Linked DNA regions of Homo sapiens: region 2 is linked to region 1. The links are chromatin contacts, found by Hi-C in ENCODE. All regions are on one chromosome and are shown on one strand. The core of a region is the stretch at or near the end of the contact, and the rest is flanking DNA. Distances in the headings are between cores, read along the strand shown.

Region 1 (5,873 bases), core at 1,893-4,392:
TATAATGAAAAAAAAAAAAAAAAGAAAGAAATCTATTCTCTCACAGTTCTGGAGGCCAGAAGTCTGAAATCAAGGTGTTGGCAGGGCCACGCTTCCTCTAAAGGTGCTGGAGGAAGGTCCTTCCCTGCATCTTCCAGCTTCTGGTGGCTCCAGGTGATTTTTGGCTTGTGGCAGTACCATTTCTGTCTTTCTCTTGGTCTTCAATGGCCTCGTTCTCTGTGTCTGTGTTTTCTCCTCTTCTTATAAGGACATTGTCTTTGCACTTAGGACCACTCTAATCTACGATGATCTCATCTTGAGATTCTTAATTACATCTGCAAAGACCCTTTCCCCAAATAGGGTCCCCTCTATAGGTTCTGGGTAGACATATATTTTGTTGTGGGCCACCAATTAACCCAGTACATATAGTAACAAACATTTACCTTTGCTAATGGTTTATATTTAACAATAATTTTTTTAAAAAAATTCTCTGTTTTATCATTTATAAATTTCAAAAAGTTTAAAACTCTAACGTGTTTAATTCCAAATGTGACTTTGGCTGGGTCTCTCTCCTAAGCAGCACTTTAGTAGATTTTTCTCAGGCAGAATGCAAAAGGTCTACATCAGAGTAGAACTGGCCCTGTGATTAGCTATGCTAAATTGAAACCTTATGAAATATAGTGTGGTTACATTAAATGGCAGTTAGAATGTGGTCTACATTATTACAAATAAATGTTTTTCATTATATTTTACTGTCAGCAAATGCTGGTATAAAACTCATTGCCTTTCCTCATATGGCTACCTTGAAGGGAGTCAGAAAATACATTGGCATCTGAGATCTTCATGTGAATTATTTTGAGAATTCCAAAGACTCCAAACTCAATTCAAAGAAACATGATGGAAATTTCATGGGCTTTTAATTGGACTTTCATCTTTGCTTCCTTTGTCAGTAAAGAATGACTGTCCTGGAACTTGAGGTTGTTGCTAGACCCCCTTCTTAAAAAACAAACAAAAAAAACCTAAAGGTTCTATAGTTAAAGCCTCTTGGGAGGGGAAGAAGACTCACTCAGTACACAGAATGATAAAATTTTACTTGCCGAGGTAACATACATGACTTTGGACAGGTTTAAGCTCCTTTTTCATTGGAAGGAAGAGAACTTTTAGGCTTGCAGGTGCTATTTCTTTCTTCTTCCAATTTCTACAACTGGAAACTAGTCATTGTAGGGTTTTCCTTAAATAAGTCCAAGTCTACAGGAGGCAGCAGGGAGTCTATTCCACTGAAGCCTTCCTATGAGGATTGAACAGCTTCTAATTTCTTGATCATTCTAATCATCATAACCATCTGGAAGATTTCGTCATTAAACTAATAGTTGGTAATCATATTGTCCTGGCTTTCAAAATAAAACAAAACGATAAGGGCTTCTAGACAATCCAAGCAGGCTATTTGTCGAACTGCTCTATTTATCTGTGTCGATTTCATTTATATATTTCAAACACCCACTGCCTCTAAAGTATACCGAATCATGCCCTCAAGCAATTGGTCTCATCTACAAAGAATGAGCCTGACCCATGATTCTGTGCTCCTCTGTTTCTCACATTATAGTCATAAGTTAGCCCAAAGAGAGAAGCATATGATTCTTTGGATGAGATCTCTGTTATCTTTTAAGGAGATAAGAATCATAAACTCCATTCAAAGGTGACATCAGAACAATGAAGGACATTCTGAGACAGAGCGAATGACCTCATGACATTTTCCCTAGATTTTCTAACTTTTCTTCTGTTTAGTAATCAATCATTCACTGACTCTAAATGTATGGGAGGTAAAAGTTTTTCTTTACTTTCTTATATTCTGAGGGTGGGCCTGCAAGTTAAACTGACAAAGATAGATGAATGGAAGAAAATTGTACACATTGTATGTGATGTTAATATTCTTATGTGGGCAGGGTTTTCATAGAAAAGAGGTGAAAACCCCCCAAAAAGCAGGTAAACTGGAGGGCATCTATAACATTTTAGCAAAGGATGATAACCTGGGGAGAAGCGACTATGACAGAGGAAAGAGGGTTTGGGCTTCCAGGGGTGGTGAATGGTGGGAAGGTAAATTTATGAGGAAAAGCAATAATAAACAAGAGTTATTTACTAAAGTTTGCTTACACAGCACATCTTGGTGCTATCTCCATCTCCTGATAAGGGTTGTTCTCCTCTTTCTAATAGGGGAGGGTGGGGGACACCTTTGTTTAGCCTAAAGCTAAGGTTTCGCCATATACAGTGAACTGTAACTCAAGGGGCTGTGGAAATATAGACTGTAACCTATTCTTGAAACAAGTAGCCAAGTTTTAGCCAATCACAGCAGCTGAGTTTCAGCCAATCACAGGCAGCCAACTGTCTAAACTGCGTTTAAATAAGGCAGATGCTGAGCTGTAACCAATCCAGCTGTTTCTGTACCTCACTTCTATTTTTTGAACCTCACTTTCCATTTCCTGTCGATTAATGTTATCTGACCATGTGGCAGCCCAAGAGTCGCTGGGAACCTATTTTGCTTCTGGGAGCTGCTTGATTCATGAGCTTAATTAAATTGTTAAATCTAATTTGTCTAAAGTTTTTCTTTTAACACCTTCACGAGGGGAAGTTTATGCCCTGCTTTAAGCAGAGGGGGACGGCAGAGCTCTTCTGTGTCTGCTTTTTCTCAATTGCCCCCAGCTCAAAATAATTCTTATGCCGGCATATTTTGGGGTGACATATTCTGATCTCCTTCATTGGGAAGCAGTCCCTGAGTGTGAGCCTAGCAAAGACTCTCTTCTTAGAAATCCTCCCTAATTTGAAACATAGTGGTTAAAATTCAGAAGCTGGGTCTCTGTGCACGTTATCTAACTGCTTGGCACACAAAGGTTTGTCAAATAAAAGACAGGCAGGTGATGAATGCATTGAGAATTGTTGTCAATCCTACCTAAAGTTCCACAGACTTAGAGAACATGTCTTTCTACCTGACAACCATTCAGAGCAGTTTGGCTGTTCCAACTCGCGTCCTCAATTTCATCATTCAAAATCTGTGAGACCGATACTGAGCTCTCATGGAAGACTGGCTCATTTAATTGAACAATTTGGAAAACTGTTGAGTTGAGGAAATGTATACAGAAGCTAGGTGGCGCTGGCGGCCACAGGCTGCACAAGATAATCCTCTGCATGTCAGAACATGCCCTGTGCCCAAAGGACACAGCTGTGAAACCTTTCTGAAGAGTTTAGTATCAGATACAGGGAGAATGATTTGAAACAAAAGAGAAATACAGAAATTCCACAGCATCACTTTCAGACTGTCCAACATTACCCATTCCTTCTGACATAAACATGAAAACCCATAAAGCACAATTTGTATTTATCTATTTTCTAAATAAACTCCTCCTGGTCATTTGCTTTTTGAATATTCTGTTTGGTCTCTTTGGTTTTGCAATCACCACTGACTTGGAGCTCCACAGAAAAACCAGAAGTTCCAAAATAGCAATCGGAAGAGAACTTGGTTTCAGTCCCTTTTCCATTAATGCCTATTTTCCACAACCACATAACCTGTGCATTTGGAATATTTTCCCAATAGCACTGGCTTTCATAAGCTGTAGTGACTGTCAGGAAATAAAACTGCTTTGGTGGAAAGACCAGAATTATATAGCTGAGAACACAGGAATGTTAAACCAGCCTTCGAAGTCTTGCAGAATAGGAGAGAACAAAAGTGGGCTGTGTCAGTGAGGCAGGTTTAATAGAAATAGAACATTTATGAATTTCTAGTCACATCTTCTGACCAGATAATCTTCTACAGAGTCATTTAGCTTATGTATGGGAGATACGAATCTTACAAGTGGAAGATGACCATGCCTAAGTCAGAATATAATAGTCTGACAAAATTTTCTGCTTTATGTATGCTTATGGAACTTGTTTTATATATAGACATATCACATTTATATAGTCATTTAATAAATTTCATTCATTGAAAATAATACAAATGCATTACAATGAAAACAATCATTAGGTACGTACTTTTGGTTAATATTTCCAACTGTCCTGAAAGATGTGGTATAAATATATCTGTAATCCCTAGGGGTTTATTGCACAAGAAAAAAAGCAGAGCACACTGTTGATTTTTTTTTTTTTTGAGACATATTGGCTGGTAAAATGTTGATACTAATTAATTCTGAAGTGGAAACAGGCTTACAGGCTGGCAGACGGGTTATAAAATTTTTTTTTTTCCATTGGTCTCAGAATTGCTAGAATCTTTGTTTCAGCACCAGTAGCTCTGGTTTAGGTTAATATTTCTGCCTCCACTCAATACCATGTTATACACCCTCTTGCCTACTGTCAAAGGAGTTTGTTGAAGATAGTTTCTTTACCTGAGAAAGAATACCATTCTCCTTTACTCCTCTTTTACCATGTCTCCTCTTCTACCTGACCAGTGTACATATTTGTCAACTCTTTTTCCAACCTGTTAGCATGTTACTGATGGAGGGCTTCACGGAAGAAGCATGGAGTTGAGAATTTCAACTTTTACTTCTGTTACAGGAGTGGCCTTCAGCCTCACTTAGATAGAAAGGGCCACAATAAACTCAGAGGAGTAATAGGCTCAGAAATGGTGGACAACATACTCATCTTATTTATCACTGGGTTTCTGGCCCTTGATGCAGTACTTGGTATTTAGTCAGTGCTCCTTGCTAAGCTGCTTGTTTGTGTCTGCTTCCACATTCCAAAGATATGAGGATATGAGTTTGAATAGAGTATGAGATAGTTAACAAATATGAAACCAGTGGTATTGAGCACCAACAACATACAGAGCTGTATTAGAAACTGAGAATTGCAAAAAATGATATATTTGTCCATGTTTCCCAAGAGGTTACCTATTAATACATAACTACATATTTGTAAGAAGACATTATAGCATATTGCCTGTGAACCATCTGCCTCAGCTTCTAGTTGTTTCCTCTGATTCAGCTAGCCAAATGCCACAAGAAACCACAAAGCCAATTTGTGTTCTTGGATAACTGCGTGCAACACCCATTAGCTTTCTATGGGCAGGATTTGGCGCAGAGAACTCATCTGTTGCCAGTGCTCAAAAGAAAGTCAGGATTAAATAAACCTATTTCTGTATTCTTACAGGCGTGCCTATGAATCCATGAGGCTACAGTCACGATGGCATACTTGGCAAGCTCAGGGCACTGTTATCTTTTGAATTAATTTTGTGACCTGTTATAAATGCAAGTTCCCTTACTGTGTTTCAAAGGCTTTTTGCTCCCTATTCCAATGTCACAAGTTTTCTTCTATGACAAAGATCGTGTTAGCTTAATTTTTTTGCTACATTGTGATTTTTTTTGATATTGCATTATAGCTCCTTCCCCTTTTGGCATACATGCATTCATAGCTAAATTATGGAGTGACTGGGGTTTCCTTCCCTTGGCATGATTTACCTCTGGTCAGATTATTCCTTGTTGTGGGGGACTGTCTTGTGCATTGTAGGGTATTTAGTAGCATCCCTGGCCCTTGCCACTAGATGCCGCTAGAATTTCCTGCCCCTAAAATGTCTCCAGAATTTGCTAAATGTTGGGATAGGGAAGGATTGCCACCTGTCGAGGACCACTGATTTATATTAATGTAACTTTTCTGCATAAAACCATTAAATACCATTACTCAAGGGATATAAGCTGGCTAATGATTTTCTCTGCGGCATTTAGCAAAAAATCCATCTGGTGAAAATACCAGTGAAGAGGAACAGAAACAATTGTAAATCTTCAAAAATCATTCCTTGAGCAAGAAAATGCCTTGGGCTAGCCACTGCCTTCCCCATTCACCCTGACCCCCACCCCAAATACAACATTTTATTTTTAACCATCTAAGTAAGGCTGATGTTGCTGATGGATAAC
Region 2 (5,873 bases), core at 2,126-4,625, 290 kb after region 1:
TGATTGAAGATTCTAACATTTTGCTAGCCGGAAGCTGCTCAAGGGCCCTAGAGGCACAGTTGCTTGTCCTGTGGGCTTTTCTGCCATGGCTGCTTACTTCATCTCACTTCGGGGAGGGACAAGTTTCTCCTTTAAGGGCACTCACCTGATTGAGTCTGGCTCATCCACCATCATTCTTTGCTTTTTGATTAACTCTGAATCAACTGGCTTGGAATCTTAATTACATCCAGAAAAAGACTTTCCCTCTAGGTCATATTCTCTTGGCTAGAAGCAAGTCACAAGTTCATCCTACAGCCAAGGAAGGGGGTCACACAACGTATCAGGAATCATGGGAGCTTCTGTTGGGTCTGCCCACCACAGTTGACTACATATACAAATTAGCAAAGTGCACAGAATTTAGTTTTTCAGTTTCTTTTTTCTTTTTCTTTTCTTTTTTTGTTTTTGAGACAAAGTCTAGCTCTGTCGTCCAGGCTGGAGTGCAGTGGCACAATCTTGGCTCACTGCAACCTCTGCCTCATGGGTTTAAACGATTCTCCTGCCTCAGCCTCCTGAGTAGCCGGGACTACAGGTGCCCACCACCACGCCTGGCTAATTTTTTGTATTTTTAGTAGAGACAGGGTTTCATCATGTTGGGCGGGCTGGTCTCAAACTCCTGACCTCGTGATCTGCCTGCCTCAGCCTCCCAAAGTAATGGGATTACAGGCGTGAGCCACCGAGTCCGGCCTTTCACTTTCATTTGAAAAAAAAAAAAAAGAATCAGAGTAGACACTGGGGCCATATTCTCACCTGACATCAGCCCGCAGGAGTGGGCTATTGACAACCCCCTTTGGTTAGACATGCTCCCTGAGTTTCTATTATTCCCCTCTCTGATTTTGTCTAATTGTTTATTCATTTGTGTCAACTGCTTCACTCTGCCATTTATGGTTACAAGTCCCATAGTAAACATTTGCTAGAATTATGTAATGACAATTATTTTGCTTGTGTTTTTGTTGCTTTTGTGTATGTTTAACCGAAGTCTCCTTCAGAGCCTAAAGGAATGTTGGAGATTATTTAATTCACCTATTTTACAGAGAAAACTGAAGCTCCCAAAAGTGACTTTGCCAGGTTCATACAAGTTGTTAAAACCCCAAACTCAAGATTCTTCCAATTCAAGCCCTGCAGCATTTCTTTGAGAATGAAAGCAAAGAAGAATTGGCCAACTCATGTCCCAGGAGACAATCTGGAAATATTTTGCTGTAAATCCATACCTCCCGTCTCGAGGAAAACTTAGCATTTTTCGAGTATTAGAAATCACCATGAACATTGTGCATCATTAGGCCCATGGAGAGCTTTTGCTTCTTCTGCAGAGGCTTTAGTGCAGTTGAAGATTTACCAGCACGTGCCAATGAGCTGTCACCGTGTCTTTATTCAAAAGGTCTCTGTCTACCAACGGCATACTGCATACTGAGAAATGTACACCTTTTGGTGTGTGCTCAATAATTGAACCTGCACTTCTCATGGGGTTCCAGAGCCAGGAAACACATGTTCAAATTCCAGCTCTGTCATTTGCTATGTGACTGGCCTTGGGCAAGTTATTAAATTCTCTGTGCCTCAGTTTTCTCATTTGCAGAATGGGTATTAGAATAAAATTTTAAAATAGTATTACATGAGTTAATAAATGTAAAGCACTTAGAATGGTGCCTGACTCAATAACATATATCTATTAATATTAATTATTATTATTATTATTACTTTCACTCGTGTTCCTGCATAGATGCTTGTGGTTGAGTTGTGTTACCTAGATCTTGAATTTGCATTCTCACTGGGTGCAATATCATTCCCAATAGGGAAAAAAATTTGTTTATTGGGAAACAAAAAAATCTTATTCTTTTAATGTATGAAACATAAACATAAAATATATAAACAGAAATACTGTGTACTTATATTACAATTTCATGGGAGGATTGATTAGTTAAAAAAATGCCTAAGAAGCCTTGTTGGAAGAGTGAAAATGGGGGAAAAAAGGGTTGAGAAACACTGTTTTAGAAGAACAAGAGAAGACAGGCCAGGCATGGTGGCTCACACCTGTAATCCCAGCACTTTGGGAGCTGAGGCTGTCAGATCGCTTGAGGCCAGGAGTTCAAGACCAGCCTGGCCAATGTGGTGAAACCCCATCTCTACTAAAATTACAAAAATTAGCTGGGTGTGGTGGCATACGCCTGTGATCCCAGCTACTTGGGAGGCTGTGGCACAAGAATGGCTTGAATCCAGGAGGCCGAGGTTGCAGTGAGCCGAGATCACACTACCACACTCCAGCCTGGGTGACACAGTGAGACTGTCTTAAAAAAAAAAAAAAAAAAAAAAAAGAAAGGAAGGGCAAGAGAAGACAGGTCAAACATAATAAAGGGTTTCAAGATGTGATGGCAGAGCAGGAAACCAAGCACGGAGCCCTTCTGATTTCCAGATCCTTCCTGTGTGACTGTCCAGCATGTACACTGATGAAGGCAGCCCTGATGACGGGCAGTCTGTGGTGTCTCTGATGACTCTTCTGAGGGGTATCATAGGACAACTCAGGATGTCTCCTTTCTTAGTAACCTCCCTCATCATTAGGACTGTTGCCCATAGTGTGGAAGGAAGGTAGAACCACCTTTTGCCGAGTTTAGCCTATTTTTCCTAGATTAGAAACAAACTGCTAATACCTGGGTAAAAAATGAAAGAGTTAGTGAAACTCAATGAGTGTTTCAGTGGTTTTGTTGCCTCCCTGCCAACCCAAGGTTTCGTCCTTTTGTGTATTAATTTGGTCTCCATTCTATGCTCTCCCAAAACATGAAAGTTCTTTTATTTTACTTATTTATTAATTTATTTATTTTGAGATAGAGTTTTGCTCTTGTTGCCCAGGCTGGAGTGCAATGGCATGATCTCGGCTCACTGCAACCTCCACCTCCGGGGTTCAAGCAATTCTCCTGCCTCAGGGTCCCAACTAGCTGGGATTATAGGCATTCACTACCACGCCCAGCTAATTTTTTTGTATTTTTGATAGAGACGGGGTTTCCATGTTGGTTAGGCTGGTCTTGAACTCCCGACCTCAGATAGTGTGCCCGCTTCGGCCTCCCAAAGTGCTGGGATTACAGGGGTGAGCCACCACGCCCGGCCGCAAGTTCTTTTATTTTACAAATTTTATTTCTGATAATTTGAGATGAAAGCAAGTAGAGAGAAAAAAAAAGATTTCTTGATAAAAATGAAGCCTTCGGCTTCCTCCATATCTGACCCTCGTTCAGAGTTTCTGGTGCTGTTTAACTCTGGAGATTTGTAAGAGGAAATGACCTAAGTTTACTACGGGGCTTACGCAGAGGTCCTGCTCAGCACTGCCCAGGAGTACCGATTGCTAACTCTGTCCTTCCCTCTGATGCCAGGTCCCAAAAATAGCCCAGTGGGAACAACACAGCAGCCTCTCCCTCACGGCCTGCAAATCAAAGCCCTGATTAGGTCAAAGGATGGGAAATGTGGCTATATCGCTGCTCAGAGGCTCTTCAATGCCAAGGGTGTAGAAGCTTCCTGTTCCTTCAGATGTTGGGACAGAGCCGCTGGGCAGGCTTCACTCAGGAGACCTTGCTCCATCTCTTTTGAGTCCTTGAATCTGCTGGGGAGAAGCAGTTTTCCCGTGGAAGCCTTTGAGTCCCTAAGATTCTGGAAGTCCAGGGAAGAGCACTTCAATTTGTAATTGCAGACATCTGACCCAAGAAAGGCTGGCCTTGCTGGAGATGCCTCACTCCCTAGGAAAATCAATTTTGGTTTATTTCATGGAAGAAATAAGACCACTGAAGATTTTTCCTTCTTTCTCATTTCTGGTGGGCACACTTGAAAATGGCAGCTAGTATCATTGTAATGTCACCTTACAGCTTATATCAAAAGCGTATAAAAGTCTTTGCCCCATAACTAAAGGGCTCCTTTGGGGTGTGGGGAGGTATTGAGGGGAAGTGACAGAGCAGAATAAGGAGGGGTATAAAAATCCTCTATGTCTTAGTCCGTTTGGGCTGTTACAGCAAACATATCACAACAAAGAGGCTTATACACAACAGAAATTTATTTCTCGTAGATTTGGAGGCTGGGAAGTCCAGATCAAGGCACGAGCAGACTCAATATCTAGTGAGGGCCTACTTGCTCATACATGACTGATATGGTTAGGCTTTGTGTCCTCACCCAAATCTCATCTTGAATTGCAATCTCCAGGTGTCGAGGGAGGGACCTGGTGGGAGGTGATGGGATCATGAGGGCAGTTCTCCCCATGTGGTTCTCATGATAGTGAGTGAGTTCTCACAATAGCTGATGGTTTTATAAGGCAGTTTTCCCTGCTCTTACTCACTCTTCTCTTTCCTGCCATCATGTGAAGAAGGTTCTTGCTTCCTCTTCACCTTCTGCCATGATTGTAAGTTTCCTGAGGTCTCCTCAGCCATGTAGAACTGTCAGTCAATTTTCTTTATTAAAAAACCCAGTCTTGGGCAGTTCTTTATAGCAGTGTGAAAATGAACTAATACAATGACTCTCTTCTCATTGTACCCTCACATGGCAGAAGAGGTGAGGGTCTTTTGGGGGTCTCTTTTATCCTATTCCTGAGGGCTCTGCCCCCTTGACCTAATCACCTTTCTAAAATTGGCCTCCTAATTCCATCACCCTGGGCTTTAGGATTTCAGCGTATGAATTTGGGGGAATGCAAACATTTAGACCATTGCACTTTATAACAAGGATTAGTAAATGATGCCCCAATCCTCCCCCACCCCCCACACCTGTGTTTGTAAATATAATTGCACTGGGATTTTCTTTTCCATGCTTATTCATTTGTGTATTTTCCATGGCAGCTTTCATAATACAAAGGCAGAGCTGAGGAGTCCTGATAGGGATCACGCGTCCCACAAAGCCTAAAATATCTGGCTCTTTACAGAAAAAGCCTACTGATCCCTGCTTTATAATAATGGCCATACATTTAGTGTTTCCTATGCTGTGTACATTATATAGCTTTTCTCATTCAGGTCTCCCAACAATAGTGCAAAGTGGATACTGTTCTCTCCACTTTACAGATGGGGAAGGAGAGGAAAAGCTTGTTCAAGGTCACGCACATGGTAAATGATAAGGCTGGGTGTGAATCTATAGCTGTCTGATATTATGATTTTTTTTTTTTTTCTAGCACACTGCATTGCCTCACAGCTAAATTCCCACTGGATTGTTGGTCTGAATCACCGATTGAAAAATCAAATGTCTTCAGGGACCCGGCAGGATCCCGAAGGACGCCGCTCTAAGCCAGAGGGAGCGGTGTGTGTTGTGGCTGAAGTGGAAAATACAAGCCCAGTTTAAGGGCATTCAAACATGAATTGTTTTTTTTAAAGCCGTGCGAGTCAAACAAAACATGTCAGCAGTTCTTATTAGGCTAACAGGTTGCTGGTTTGTGACCCTTGGACCGATCCTCAACCAGGTTGGGCAAGGGAAACGATGATATGCTGAGAATGGAAACCAGACCGCCCATTGGTCTCCCCCTCCGGCCCCGGTTCACTTCTTTGGGAACATCTTAGATGGCTGCATGGAGAAACACGGACCTTTGGCCTGTTTTTTTCCTCCGAGCTCTGCCACCTAGTCTTGGTATGACTTCAAGCAAATAGACTAACCTCTATGAGCTTCCGATTTTTCATCCTTTAAAACTGAGATTTACTTATCTCACATTTATTGGTCCATGGTGTGCGTCAGGAGCTGCACTGGTCTTGGCTTATCTCAGGAAATGGCAACTCCATACTTCCACTTGCTCAGAGAAAAACCTTTAGTGTGCTCCTTGATTCTTCTCTTGTTATTACACCTATGACCAATCTGTCAGCACAACCTGCTGTCTCTGTATGCAGTAAGCATCC

The links. A loop is a pair of places that touch in the nucleus more often than their neighbours do. Pooled maps may share reads with other maps.
Region 2: a pooled map shows a loop between it and region 1 (2.4-fold over the local background). The contact joins two enhancer-like sites. A Hi-C loop is called at or near these places in 1 of 168 maps with a recorded cell type or tissue (ascending aorta), 2 of 37 single-sample maps with no recorded cell type and 3 of 50 pooled maps.

Annotation. Positions count from the first base shown.
Region 1 is chr17:69,604,214-69,610,086 of GRCh38, forward strand. The region is part of intron 2 of LINC01483 (long intergenic non-protein coding RNA 1483); the gene reads left to right. Among named protein-coding and RNA genes, the nearest start is that of LINC01483, 13 kb to the left of the region's middle. RefSeq lists enhancers at 2,725-3,924, 3,000-3,269. Within about 2 kb of position 3,143, at least 17 of the 41 ENCODE cell types and tissues checked have a DNase peak (open chromatin) inside an H3K27ac peak, as active enhancers do.
Region 2 is chr17:69,897,581-69,903,453 of GRCh38, forward strand. It overlaps LINC01483 (long intergenic non-protein coding RNA 1483), which reads left to right. Exons shown (of 5, transcript NR_109972.1): 5 at 5,162-5,420. Among named protein-coding and RNA genes, the nearest start is that of LINC01497, 61 kb to the right of the region's middle. Within about 2 kb of position 3,376, at least 2 of the 41 ENCODE cell types and tissues checked have a DNase peak (open chromatin) inside an H3K27ac peak, as active enhancers do.